Linked DNA regions of Homo sapiens: regions 1 and 2 are each linked to region 3. A link is a contact called in ENCODE Hi-C or POLR2A ChIA-PET data. All regions are on one chromosome and are shown on one strand. The core of a region is the stretch at or near the end of the contact, and the rest is flanking DNA. Distances in the headings are between cores, read along the strand shown.

What was found. Hi-C counts contacts between places; a loop is a spot of excess contacts on that map. ChIA-PET counts read pairs that join two places held with the same protein, here RNA polymerase II (POLR2A). Pooled maps may share reads with other maps.
Region 1: a map of aorta shows a loop between it and region 3 (6-fold over the local background). The contact joins the enhancer-like site here to the promoter of RPS15A in region 3. A Hi-C loop is called at or near these places in 1 of 168 maps with a recorded cell type or tissue (aorta), 1 of 37 single-sample maps with no recorded cell type and 2 of 50 pooled maps. POLR2A ChIA-PET finds 5 or more read pairs at or near these places in 2 of 52 experiments (RWPE1 and activated T-cell).
Region 2: a loop to region 3 is called in a map of CD4-positive, alpha-beta T cell, with 12 times the contacts of the local background. The contact joins the promoter of GPRC5B here to the promoter of RPS15A in region 3. A Hi-C loop is called at or near these places in 1 of 168 maps with a recorded cell type or tissue (CD4-positive, alpha-beta T cell) and 5 of 50 pooled maps.

The regions. Positions count from the first base shown.
Region 1 is chr16:17,294,321-17,298,087 of GRCh38, forward strand. The region is part of intron 2 of XYLT1 (xylosyltransferase 1); the gene reads right to left. Among named protein-coding and RNA genes, the nearest start is that of XYLT1, 170 kb to the right of the region's middle. RefSeq lists a silencer at 2,299-2,573. Within about 2 kb of position 2,064, at least 6 of the 41 ENCODE cell types and tissues checked have a DNase peak (open chromatin) inside an H3K27ac peak, as active enhancers do.
Region 2 is chr16:19,882,395-19,886,714 of GRCh38, forward strand. It overlaps GPRC5B (G protein-coupled receptor class C group 5 member B), which reads right to left and starts at 2,454. Exons shown (of 4, transcript NM_016235.3): 1 at 2,333-2,454. RefSeq lists enhancers at 1-466, 467-1,197 and a silencer at 2,713-3,007.
Region 3 is chr16:18,788,424-18,792,369 of GRCh38, forward strand. It overlaps RPS15A (ribosomal protein S15a), which reads right to left and starts at 1,911. Exons shown (of 5, transcript NM_001019.5): 1 at 1,821-1,911; 2 at 558-695. The coding sequence starts at 690. ARL6IP1 (ARL6 interacting reticulophagy regulator 1) reads right to left here. Exons shown (of 6, transcript NM_015161.3): 6 at 3,246-3,946. RefSeq lists enhancers at 864-1,581, 1,519-2,148.

The DNA.
Region 1 (3,767 bases), core at 814-3,313, 1.5 Mb before region 3:
CTGCTCCACATGAGGGAGAAATGATGGGCTTTGCTGGCCAGCCCAACACCGTCAGAGGGCATGTTACTGCTCGAAAGTACAAAATAAGCAGAGTGCGCATAACTAAACACTATTTTTATCGTCTTTCCGCCACTCTCATGCCACAAGCAAGAGCTGCTGTGTAAGGGAGGGTGGCAGGGAGATGTTTATTCAGAGCATGGGGTGGCCTGAATACCAATGGGGCCAGTTGAGAGGCTGTGTTGTAAGGGCTTTTAGGGGACAGCACCCAGGAGAATCGCAGCCACCCTCAAGGCTGACCTAGGAGACAAAATTGCCTTCCTCCCCAAACTCAGCCCTGCACCCTGCTGCCCTGGGTGAGGACCTTATCTTTCCCCCACCTAGGAATCTGCAAGGGTATCTTTCCCTTAGCATCAGGAACAAAACTTACCCTCCAGCTCTGGGCAAGAAGGATCTGAAAATGACAGTTCTAGGGTCGTTTGGGGCAGGTACAAGCACCCTTATTCCTGGTGTCCAGACAGTGCATGGTGTAGGTATACAGCAGGTACTAGATGACAATTCCATAAAAGAAGTAACATCCAAGGGCTTGGGAGGCATCTACGAAGAATGGCAACAAAACCCTTGCCTTCACAGAACTTTATTCTAGCACAGGGACACAGAAAGATGACAGATATAACAAATAGTGCACAGAATAGGGTAGAAGAGAGAAGTCAGTGGTTAGGATGATGCAATGGGTGCATTTCTTAATAAGGTGGTCAAGGCAGGCTTTAGACTGAAAAGGTGAGGTATAAGCAAAGACTCCCAGTGGGTAAGTGAGCATGCTGCTTGGCTAACTGGGAAAAAGCATTTCGGGGACAGGGAAACTGCTGTGCAAAGGCCCTGAGGTGACAGCAAGCCTCACGTTGCTGGTGGAGACCAGCAAAGAAGCCAGGGTGGAGGAAGTAAAAGATGAAAAACAGAAGCTTAGGTCAGGAAGAAATGGGGGATAGATCAATAAAGCATTATAGAGCCAGGTTTTTGTTTTGTTTTGTTTTGTTTTGTTTTGTTTTGTTTTTGGAGACAGATTCTTGCCCTGTCACACAGGCTGGAGTGCAGTGGTACGATCTCGGCTCACTGCAACCTCCATCTCCCAGGTTCAAGCAATTCTCCCACCTCAGCTTCCAGAGTAGCCGGGATTACAGGTGTGTGCTGCCATGCCCAGACAATTTTTGTATTTTTAGTAGAGATGGGGTTTCACCAGGTTGGCCGGGCTGGTCTCGAACTCCTGACCTCAGGTGATCTGACCACTTTGACCTCCCAAAGTCCTGGGATTATAGGCGTGAGCCACCACACCCGACCCAAGAGCTATAGTTCTTAACTGGGTCAACTTGACCCACAGGGGACATCTTGCCATGTCTGGAGACATTTTTGTTGTCACACTTGGGGAAGGGGAATGCTACCAGCAACTAGTGGGTAGAGTCCAGAGATGCTGCTTAATATCCTGTAATGCACAGGACGACCCTCCACAACTAAGAATGATCTGGCCCCACATGTCAACAAGTTCAAATCTAGACCACTGTAAGGCCTCTGGCTTTTGCTCTGAATGAGCTGGGATTATTTGGTGAATGAATGAACCCCCTCTGTGCTTGCACTGATGATAACACAGACTGTAAATCTGGAGGTGTTTCATCTTCCTCCAAACCATTTCTCGCATTCATAGAGTAAGGAAGAAAGAAAAGACACCTTTTTTTTTTTTTTCTCCCTGCGCCAAAAGCACACAGTGGAACTCCTGGTTTTGAAATGTCCTATTTTATGTGGGACCTAAAAGGATGCCAACTGTCTTCTGGCCTAGTGACAACAAAAGTGACTTCTTGGAAAGCTGCGGTAACATGGAGGTGGCTAGGGAGCAGTCCAAGGGAACAAAACAAAACAAAACAAAACAAACCTAAACCAAACCATGTTTAGCAAGGCCTGGGGGGTGTTGGGGTACCACAGGAGGCAGGCTCAGCGCGTTTATCCCCATGTAAAGATTGCAGAGATGGGGCTGGGGCTTCGCGGGTGATTTTTTTAGTGCTTTCACCTCTAATCTCCAAATCCTAGCCCTGCTCCTTCCAGAAACCTACAGCCTTGCCTAAATTTTGTGTGGGTGATTAAAGCAGAGGACCCGATTCCCTGTTCCTGCCTCTCTGTTTGTGAATAATCAAAGGCTAATCAGCCAAGGCCCCAGGGGACAGGAAATTAGACGTGCAAGATACCAGAGAGGCTCTGAGAATAAAACTGCGAGGTGAATCTGACATCAATGCCAGCAGGGGTGTCTGGGCTCTGATGGGCAGGAGCGCAGAGCCCGGGGCCAACTGGGGACAAATCCGATTTCTCCAGGGCTCAGCTGACCTCTGGCTTACACCAAAGACAGAGAAGGACAGGCTGCAAGAATCTGGCTTTTCTCCATCAGCTCAGGGATCAGTCAAATCAAAGCATTAAGAATCCAGGGTGAACTCTGATATTAGCGAGGGCAAAGGGGATGTTCTCCAGACTGACACAAACCACCGGGGTTCAAATCCCCGCTCCTCCACTTCCTGGCTGTGTTACAGTCTAAGGTCTTTGAGTCTCAATTTCCTTATCTGTAAAATGGAATCAAATACAAATAATCAGGAATGACTTTCCGAGTTTCTTTTGGTAGAAGAGTGGAAATGAATGGAGAGGAGGAAGCAGAAGTACTATTTAGTGACTCTTGTGAGCTAGACATTGTGCTCAATGCTTTAGATTTATGTTTATCGAATTCTCCTAACAACTCAATGCAGTATTGGATATTCCATTTTCATATGAAAATGCTGAGGTCTCAAAGGATAAAGCACTTGCTTGAGTCAGGGAAATGAATCCCCTTTCCATCTGCCTCCAAATCCATGTTTTATTAGTAACACCACCCAACACAGAGCACTTTGAACTTCTCATGTGTACTGCCATGCTGGGTCCTTATAATATATATCAGCACGGGTGCAGTGGCTCACGCCTATAATCCCAGCACTCCAGGAAGCCAAGGCAGGAGGATCACTTGAGGCCAGGAGTTCGAGAACAGCCTGGGCAACAAAGTGAGACCCGCCCCCACCGACGGTGTCTCTAGGAAAAGTAAAAAACTTAGCTGGGTATCATGGAGAACGCCTGTAATCCCAGCACTCTAGGAAGCCAAGGCAAGATCACTTGAGGCCAGCGGTTCAAGACCAGCCTGGAGAACAAGTGAGGACCCCATCTCTAAAGAAAATGAAAAAAAAAAAAAAACTTAGCTTGGTATGGGGGCCCATGCCTATAGTCCTCACTACTCAGGAGGCTGAGGTGGGAGGATCACTTGAGCCTAGGAGGTCGAGGCTGCAGTGAGCCATGATCATGCCACTGTGCTCCAACCTAGGCCACAGAGTGAGACCTTGTCTCTATAAAACAAAACAAAAGGCCGGGCGCGGTGGCTCACGCCTGTAATCCCACCACTTTGGGAGGTCGAGGCGGGCAGATCATGAGGTCAGGAGATCGAGACCATCCTGGCTAACACGGTGAAACCCCGCCTCTACTAAAAATACAAAACATTAGCCGGGCGTGGTGGTGTGTGCCTGTAGTCCCAGCTACTCGGGAGGCTGAGGCAGGAGAATGGCGTGAACCCGGGAGGTGGAGCTTGCAGTGAGCCGAGATCGCGCCACTGCACTCCAGCCTGGGCGACGAGCGAGACTCCGTCTCAAAAAAAAAAAAAAAATTATTCCTGCCGAGGGAGCCAGTGTTAAGAGCTATCACGGCTCCATTCTACA
Region 2 (4,320 bases), core at 1,204-3,703, 1.1 Mb after region 3:
AAATGTGACTAAGCGGAACCCCCAGGAAGCTCTGCGAGAAAGTGCTTACGGGGCCGTGGGCTCCGGGGGGCTCCGTTAGAGTGGATAAAAACTGTATGAAAGCAGGGAGTGGATTTTAAAACCTGAGCTGCTCCTCCAGTTGGCTTGCAGTGGCTGGCTAGGCTCAAAGCGGTCCCCCAAGGCTGGACAGAGCCCCTTGGAGGCTCCCAGCGTCTCTCTATCCCCATGGGCAGAATGGAAAGGGGGGCTATTTTCCATTTCCTTGTCAACGTCAGGGGAGCTTCTACAAATCAGATCCCATGGCCTCCCACTCAAAACCCTCCAAGGGTTCACTGGTCCAAACAGAATAAACCCTAAACTCCTTTCCATGACCCAAAAGATCATGATCTGGCTGGTCCCTACCATTCCCCTATCCCCACCCCCAAATCTGCCTACAGCTCCAGCCACAATGGCCTTTGTTCAGTTCCTCTAAGCTCATTCCCACCTCCAAGCTTTTGCAGGCACAGTGCCTTCCTCCTGGTTCAGTCTTCCTCCAAGACCTCCCAGCGGAGGGCCCCTCTTCTAGCTGGGCTCCACTCAAATGTCACTCCCGGAACAGTCATCTCAGGTACATACACCCCTGTCACCTTCTTTTACATCACCCCATCTTATTTTCCTGGCCGTCCTCACCCCAATCGGATTTCATAGCCATTTGCTATGGGTTTGTTTAATGTTTGTCCACTCACTTCCCCAGCCCCGGGAGAGCAGGGGTTTTGTCCGTTTTATACAAGGCACCCAGTTCTGTCCCTGGCACGTTTCTTGAAATAACATATTAATCCAGTAAAGATTCTGAGTTTATCTTTCTAACAAAACTGCCTGTCTTGCTGCCTGTGCCCCCAAATGGCGGCTCCTTCCTCCTGGAATCTCCTTCCCTTCCCAACTCAGCTGACCCCTTTCCAGGCTTAGAGCAGGGAGCAGATAGCAAACTGTTCACTCCACAGTCTTAGATACCAAACTGGCCGGGAGGGCTTCCAAACGACAGATGCCAATTTGCATTCTATTTACATGTCATTTGCATGCAGTTTAACTCAAAGCCTGGATCCTCCGCAAGCCCGAGTCCCCACCGAAGAAACTTCTGAATTAAGAAGGTTCCTTGGCTGAAGTGCCGGGGTTTTTGTGCCAGATCCCTCCCCCACTTCTCTTGTCTTTGCGGGGTCCCCCAGGGCTTTCTGGGCTCTGTTCAGGTGCCCCCCGGCCTGGTGCAGTTGGGCGGCCAATGTGGCGCGTGGGCTGGGGCCCCAGGCGGGGACGCCGCTGCCCGCCACACTCCAGGGGCCTTTGTCCGCGCTCCAAGGAGCCGCCCCCTTAGCGAACGGGGGACGGAAAGGGAGGACTGGCTAGGCCTGGGTGTGACAGAGCAAGGACGGAGGAGTGAACCCGCTGCACGGGGGAGATTTCTGGGGCAAGGTCGTTGGCCCCTTCCCAGGCTGTTCAACCGGCTGCCCGGGGCCAAGGCGGGTGCGGGCTCCTCCCGCGCGCTCCCTTTTCGGCCTAAGCGCTAGGGACCCCGGGATGTGTGGGGTCCTTGTGGGGCTGGAAGCCTGTGTCCCCCAAGGAGAGGGGACCGAGAACAGGTCTAGTCCTTATCTCCAGCCTAGCCGCCTCTTCCAGAGGTCCAAGTGCCCCCTGTCTGGAAGGGAAACGCCACTGCCCCCCCCGCCATTGTATGCAGCCGCCCCCTCCTCCCCACCCCTCCCCGTCATTCGTCCCCAGCCCAGGTCTCAGCTCTGCCATCTCCCACCGCCGTGTCCCCCCCTCCCCTTGCTGAGTAATGCGCACTCAAGCCGGCTGCGGGCTTGACCCCCAGCCCCCGCGACAGGTGCGGCTGTTCACCCCCAAAGTCCAGCCCTTGTGCCCCCGGCTGCGTCTGCCCTGTCCACAGTCAGCCCCCAACGCGGCCCCAGGACCAGCCCGCAGCTCCTCACACATGACGAGTCACTAGGACACGGCTGGGCTCCTTTACCCTCCCAGCTGCCCTTCACCTGTGGTCGCCCCCACACCCTCCTGGGAGACTTGGATCTCTACCTGGTCCGGGCACAGTCTCCCTCCCCCCGTAAAGGTCCCCAGATCCTCCCCTCCCCCGCCCACCCCTCTACGGCTCTGCTCTCGTCGCACCGTGGTTCCCCTCGCCCAGATTCCACATCTCCCCCAGCAATAAACTCCCTGGCTTGGGTTGGGGGGGCGCTTAGAAAAACACAAGAAGCGGACCCCCCAATTCTCCCAAATCCACGGCGGGAAAAGTTTCTGGGGTCCCCACAGCGTCCTCCACTGCATCGGCGCAGCTCGCACTTACCGACCCCCGCGGCCCCGCAGCGCCGACGCTCCAGCTGGCCTTCGGCCCGAGTCACATCTCTGCGGCGCGGCCGCGGCCCCCGCTCCACGCACGCCCGCCTGCGGGTCCAGCTTCACTGCAGCGCCTGCCAGAGTCGCTGCCGCGCGAGGCGCCCCCTGGCCCGGCCCGCGCTGCTGCAGCGGCCGCGGCCCCGCCCCCGCCCCCGCCCCCGGCCGGCCCCGCCCCCGGGCCTCCGAGCCCCACCCCCGGTCCCGCCGGCGGTTCCGCGCGGGGCTAGGCGCCGTCTGCATGCACCCCCGGAGCCCAAGCTCGTAGCTTCTAGCCCGGATCTCAGAGACGATTCCCCCGACCTCGTGCCCCCAATTCGGGGACATTCCCCCCACAACGTCAGTGCGCCCGTAAGCAGTCCAGACGAGCCGGGCAACTCCCCAGGGTAGATCCATTTGCGGGAACACTCCCCTAGCCAATACACTTACCGAGGGAGGTATCGCGACCCAGGGGTCCCAGCGCGGAAGCCTTCCTGCCCCCAGGCCACGCTCCAAGGGGGGTTCATAAGCAGTAACTTCCCCGAAACACACCAGCACCAGGTCCAGGACGCAGAGAGGATCGATCCCGCCCGGTGCCTCTCGAAGTCACCAACGCCCCGGTATACACCTAGGCGCACACACACCGCTAGGCCTCCTCCAGGCAGGTTCCTCCTGGACACACTCTTCTCTCTCCTCACTGCCCAACTCCCAGATGTCGTTGTCCGTTTACGCACACTGGGACCAACACCCGCTTCCTTGGCCCCTCGAAACACACACGTCCAGTCGGTGCACCCCTCACGTGGGTCCCTACGCAGGATCGCCACCACCCCTACCGCACACATCACCCACGTACGCACATGTCCACTGCCCTTCAGGGCTCACACACTCAGCGGCCCGGGCCACTGGCCGTGCGCTCCGCAGACGGTCAGGGCACAGCCCGGACGCGTGTCCGCTGGGCGGCCGTGGGACCTGCTTGAAGGAGGGGTCCGGGGCAGCCGTCTCTGAGTCCCCCTCACCCCGTCCTAGTCCTCAGGCCTCTCCGAGGTCGCATTGCTTCGACCAGGCCTGGGAGCTGCGCTCCGGCACCCCATATGGGGCTGGTTCCCTGGGTGACCTTCAGACCATCAAACCCTGGCAGTCTCAGGTGGCCCCCCGCCAAAGCCAGAAACAGACCTTTGAGCAGCATCCCTTCCCTGCACTCCAGATTCTCAGGGTGAGATTTCCTTTCTCCCTCCGCGGTGCGCCCCCCAATCTCTACCCCCGTCGCCGCAACCATCCCAGCCACATAAGACCAAAAGGGATAGGACGGACCCCTGCTCCCCTCTCCCGGGGGCTGCAGGAAGGGGAGATGCAGAACACCTCCTTCTGGGAATAGTGGCAGCCCCTGATCTTTGGGGACCGTGGCCCTTCCAGATACTCCCATCCCTCCCTGCCAGCCTCCCAGTTCCGGTCCGGTTAGGCCACATCCCCCTTGGGCACGCATCTCTGGGATACCTTTTATTATATTCAAGGGAAAATGGAAAGGAAGAACCATAATGGCAGTTTTTCGCCCCACTCCTGGTTTATTTGCATGGATCCTCAGAGCCCAGAACAGTTCCAGGCACAGTAGGCGCTCATTAAATGTTTGCGGGACGACCCAAAGTGTGTTCCCGCCAGACTGCGCAATTGGAAAGTGGATGGGCACTGTCACCTGGTGGCAGCTCTTGGAACTGACGCCGAGATCCTTTTGTCAACGTGGGCAAGTTCACTTTCGTGAGCCACATGTCCTCAACGTCTGCAAAATGGAGATCTTTTTCATCGCACATGCCTATTGGGGTTGTTGTGAAGGTCTAACACGTGCTAACATATAAAGTGCTTCACGCAGGGTCTGGCATGTGGAAAATCCTTAATATGAGCTGATTAACATTGCAGTTACGGTTATATTCCCTTTCCCACTTGTTTTACAGAGGACCCTGACTGTGA
Region 3 (3,946 bases), core at 661-3,160:
CCAAAGAAGTGCAATAATCCAATCTTTCCTCTCAAAGAGCTCTGAGAAGATCTCAAGAGTCCTTTCTTTCTTTTTTTTTTTTTTGAGATGGAGTCTTGCACTGTCGCCCAGGCTGGAGTGCAGTGGCCGATCTCGGCTCACTGCAACCTCCACCTGCTGGGTTCAAACAATTCTCCCTGCCTCAGCCTCCAAAGAGCTGGGACTACAGGCGCCTGCCACCACGACCGGCTGATTTTTGTTTTTGTTTTTTGTTTTTTTAGTAGAGACGGGGTTTTGCCATGTTGGCCAGGCTGGTCTCGAAATGAGCTCAGGAGTCCTTTCAATGACTTAGATTCATTTAGCTCCCAAACACCTAGCAGAGCTCCTTTTTCCAGCAGTCCTACTCTAAGTGACTCTTCAGCAGTTTCAGACTATCCCCTCCTCCACAGCCCACAGGTCAATTGCATTCGTTCTCAGGTATGACAGACATACTTTGGTCCCCCATAATTAATTTCTACAGGACTGATTTCTTAGAGAGTCTCACATGAAAACATAAAACACAGCGGCAGCAGACTTACCATGCTTCATCATCACAGTGAGAAACCGGACGATGACTTTGGAGCACGGCCTAATAAGCACCTGGCGTTTGCCTCTCTTTTCGGCATTGTTGATACTCTTGAGAGCATCTGCCAGGACATTCATGCGCACCATTGTGGCTGTTCAAGGAAGACAAAACAGGAGGTTTTACTGGCATTGCCAACATCAACAGACACCAACCATTACACTGCGGAAGTATCCTTTCCTTTCTGGCCCCACCTTGGCGAAGTTTTCTCAAGTCTAAGCAGGCTGCTTCTCCATTTCCCACCACCCAGGAAAATTCCTATTTACTACGGTTGTTGAAAACAGGTTATCGGGACGTCAGCCTGCACATTTTGAAACTCATTCATTCACTAACCACTCTTCTTCGAATCGTGCCACACACCAACGTCTGGAGATAATAAAATGTGGGACAAAATCCACTTGACACAAGACAACGTGAGAACTGGCAGAAACTGCCAGCTACCGGAAGGAAAACATCGGGTATAGTCGATCAGTGATTCAGAACAGAAGCAGAGTATCATCGGCAACATTTTCCAAATTGCTGAAAATCAGCAGATTCCATACTATTAACATTGTACTTTAAATCAGTTCACTCTCACCTACAATGAACACATCTAACTATTAAACATCCATCTTCGTGCCATTTAAAATTGCGTCCAACAGCAAGAGCCACAGTGGCAAACAGAAACATTTTACATGCTTGTCAGACTGGACTCTCTTCTAATGGGCAAGAACCGCACACTACACTGAAGTTTTGAAAGACCAAAGTGCCAATAGTAAAGAGTAGAACTTAAATTCCTTAAGTTCAAAAGTGTCTAAAGAAAAACTCTGCGGCCCAGAAGATCCAAGTTGGCACCCAGCAAACTGCCAACCCCGGCACGATGCAGCTTTTACCTGCTGGGTGGCCTCAGCCTCCCAAGCTCCCAGCGCGGCCGCAGCAGTGAGAAGCTGCACGGCCCACCAGCCCCGATGTTGCCCGCCGCCCGGGGCCAAGGCGCTGCCTCAGCACTAAAGGGAGATCCAGACGCTGCGGCCCGAACCGGAGCTACCGCCTAGCTGGGCAGTCGAAGGCTCCGGCTCCCGCCCGCGCTGCGGCCTGCACCCCACGGACCGGGATCCCCTGAGTGCACAGTCTGGGGCGCCCAGCCATGGCTCTCCTCTATGCCTGTCCAGGAACCGGCAAGGCCAGGATCCTCGGCCAAGGTGGGGACCAGCCTCCTCGCAGGACACCGAGACCGAACCTTAGATTGCAGGATGGCGCCGATGGCAGACGGATGAAATTGGAGCTCTCAGAGAGTGCTACTCACCGGCGCGGAAAGATGGCGGAAAGAGGACGGGAGGGGAGAGCGCACGGAGTTATGGGAAGCGGGAGAGCTATCGCGAGACTTTCAAAGGCCCGGCAAAAACAAGGACCGCCTAGGAGAAGGACGAGGGTGAGGGAAAGGCGGAGCCTCCTCAGGGGTTGGCAGTTGAGAGTCGATGGAATCGACCTCCCCCGGTGGGGCCTGGGAGAGGCAAGGTGAGCCGTTCGTTGGAGGTTCGTCTACATTTTTTTTTTTTTTTTGAGACAGTTTCGCTCTTGTAGCCCAGACTGGAGTGCAGTGGCGTGATCTCGGCTCACTGCAACCTGCGCCTCCCGGGTTCAAGTGATTCTCCTGCCTCAGCCTCCTGAGTAGCTGGAACTACAGAGATGCGCCACCACGCCCGGCTAATTTTTGTATTTTTAGTAGAGACGAGGTTTCCCCAAGTTGGCGAAGATGTTCTTGATCTCCTGACCTTGCGATCCGCCCGCCTCGGCCTCCGAAAGTGCTGGGATTACAGGCGGGAGCCACCGCGCGGGCCTTAATTTTTATTTTAGTTTACTTTTGATAAGGAGTCTCGCTCTGTCGCCCAGGCTGGAGTCCAGTGGCGCGATCTTGGCGCACTGCAGCCTCCGCCTCCCGGGTTCAAGCGGTTCTCCTGCCCCAGCCTCCAGAGTACCTGGGATTACAGGCGCCCGCCATCACACCCGGCTAATTTTTGTATTTTTAGTAGAGACGGGGTTTCACCATGTTGGCCAGGCTCGTCTCAAACCCCTGACATCAAGTGATCTGCCCACCTCGGCCTCCCAAAGTGTTGGGATTACAGGCGTGAGCCACCACACCCGGCTAAAAATTTTTTTTTAATTAAAAAGTTAAGTTCAGACAAAAGTCACCCAACAGTTGTTTACTGAGCACCCATGTACCAGACGCTAGCAAGGCCCTGGGGTACGAGGTGCCCACACAGGCACCATTTAGCCAGTTCTGTCCCTGCCGGTTCTTCCAGCTTCGTCCTCTCTCACACGTCAATGCCCCTGCTCATTCGTTGCATTTCCTCTTCCCTCTAGCATGGTACCTGGATATTTGCTAAATAAAACTTAAACCTTTTATTTTTGTTCTTTTTTAAAATTTTTCCTAGACAGGGTCCTGCTCTGTTGCCCAGGCTAGAGTGCAGGGGTACACTCAGCTCAATGCAACCTCAAACTCATGGACTCCAGTGAACCTCCTGCCCAGGTCTCCCAAAGTGGTGGGATTACAGGTAGGGTACCTTATAGACATCTAAGGACCACACAGGGTACTTCATTAATCAGATTCATAAATCCAATCATAAATATTATATTGGCTAAGTTATAAAGAAAGTGAGACATGAAGATTCCAGCTTTTTTTATTTTTTCCCCTTTTACACAAAACAAAGTAGAAGAAATAATACAGGATTAAAACTGCAAAAGTAGTTAATCAGTAGAATATGTATGCACACAAAAAATCCAGATAGGAAGACAGGCTTATTTACAATGAAAGTAAGGTAAAATTAACGTAGTTTTCTTATGAAATAATAAAAAAAAATCAAACATATGCTACAATGGGCACCACTGTTCACAGCAATATTAAAGAGGAGAAAACAACACTTATTTAATAGGGACAGATATACCACAAGGTACAACATCAGTGCAATAAATTCACAAAACTATATTACAGCTAGTTAATCAGTTTAAGAATTGTTCCCGTCAGTCACATTTTTTGGCCCTCAGAAGTTCATTCCTAAAGATTTCAACTACTCTAAATTTCTAGCTACCAAGAAGTTAAGAATGATTATAAGAAGCTTTCCAAGGAGTTATGAAATCTTTGTAGACCAGAGGCCAACTATCATCACCTCAAGTCTGCTCTCACCAACAGCCCTTGTATTTTTCAGGGAGAAATCTCTAGGAAAAAAGTCAGACACCAGTGTAGTCACTATCTCCCATGTCAAACCTAGGGGACTAAAATGGTCAGTATTACCATAAAATGATAATTTTGAGGTTTACCTTAAAAGGCTTATTCTGGTCTCAAAAATTAGATAAGATTATCTTCTA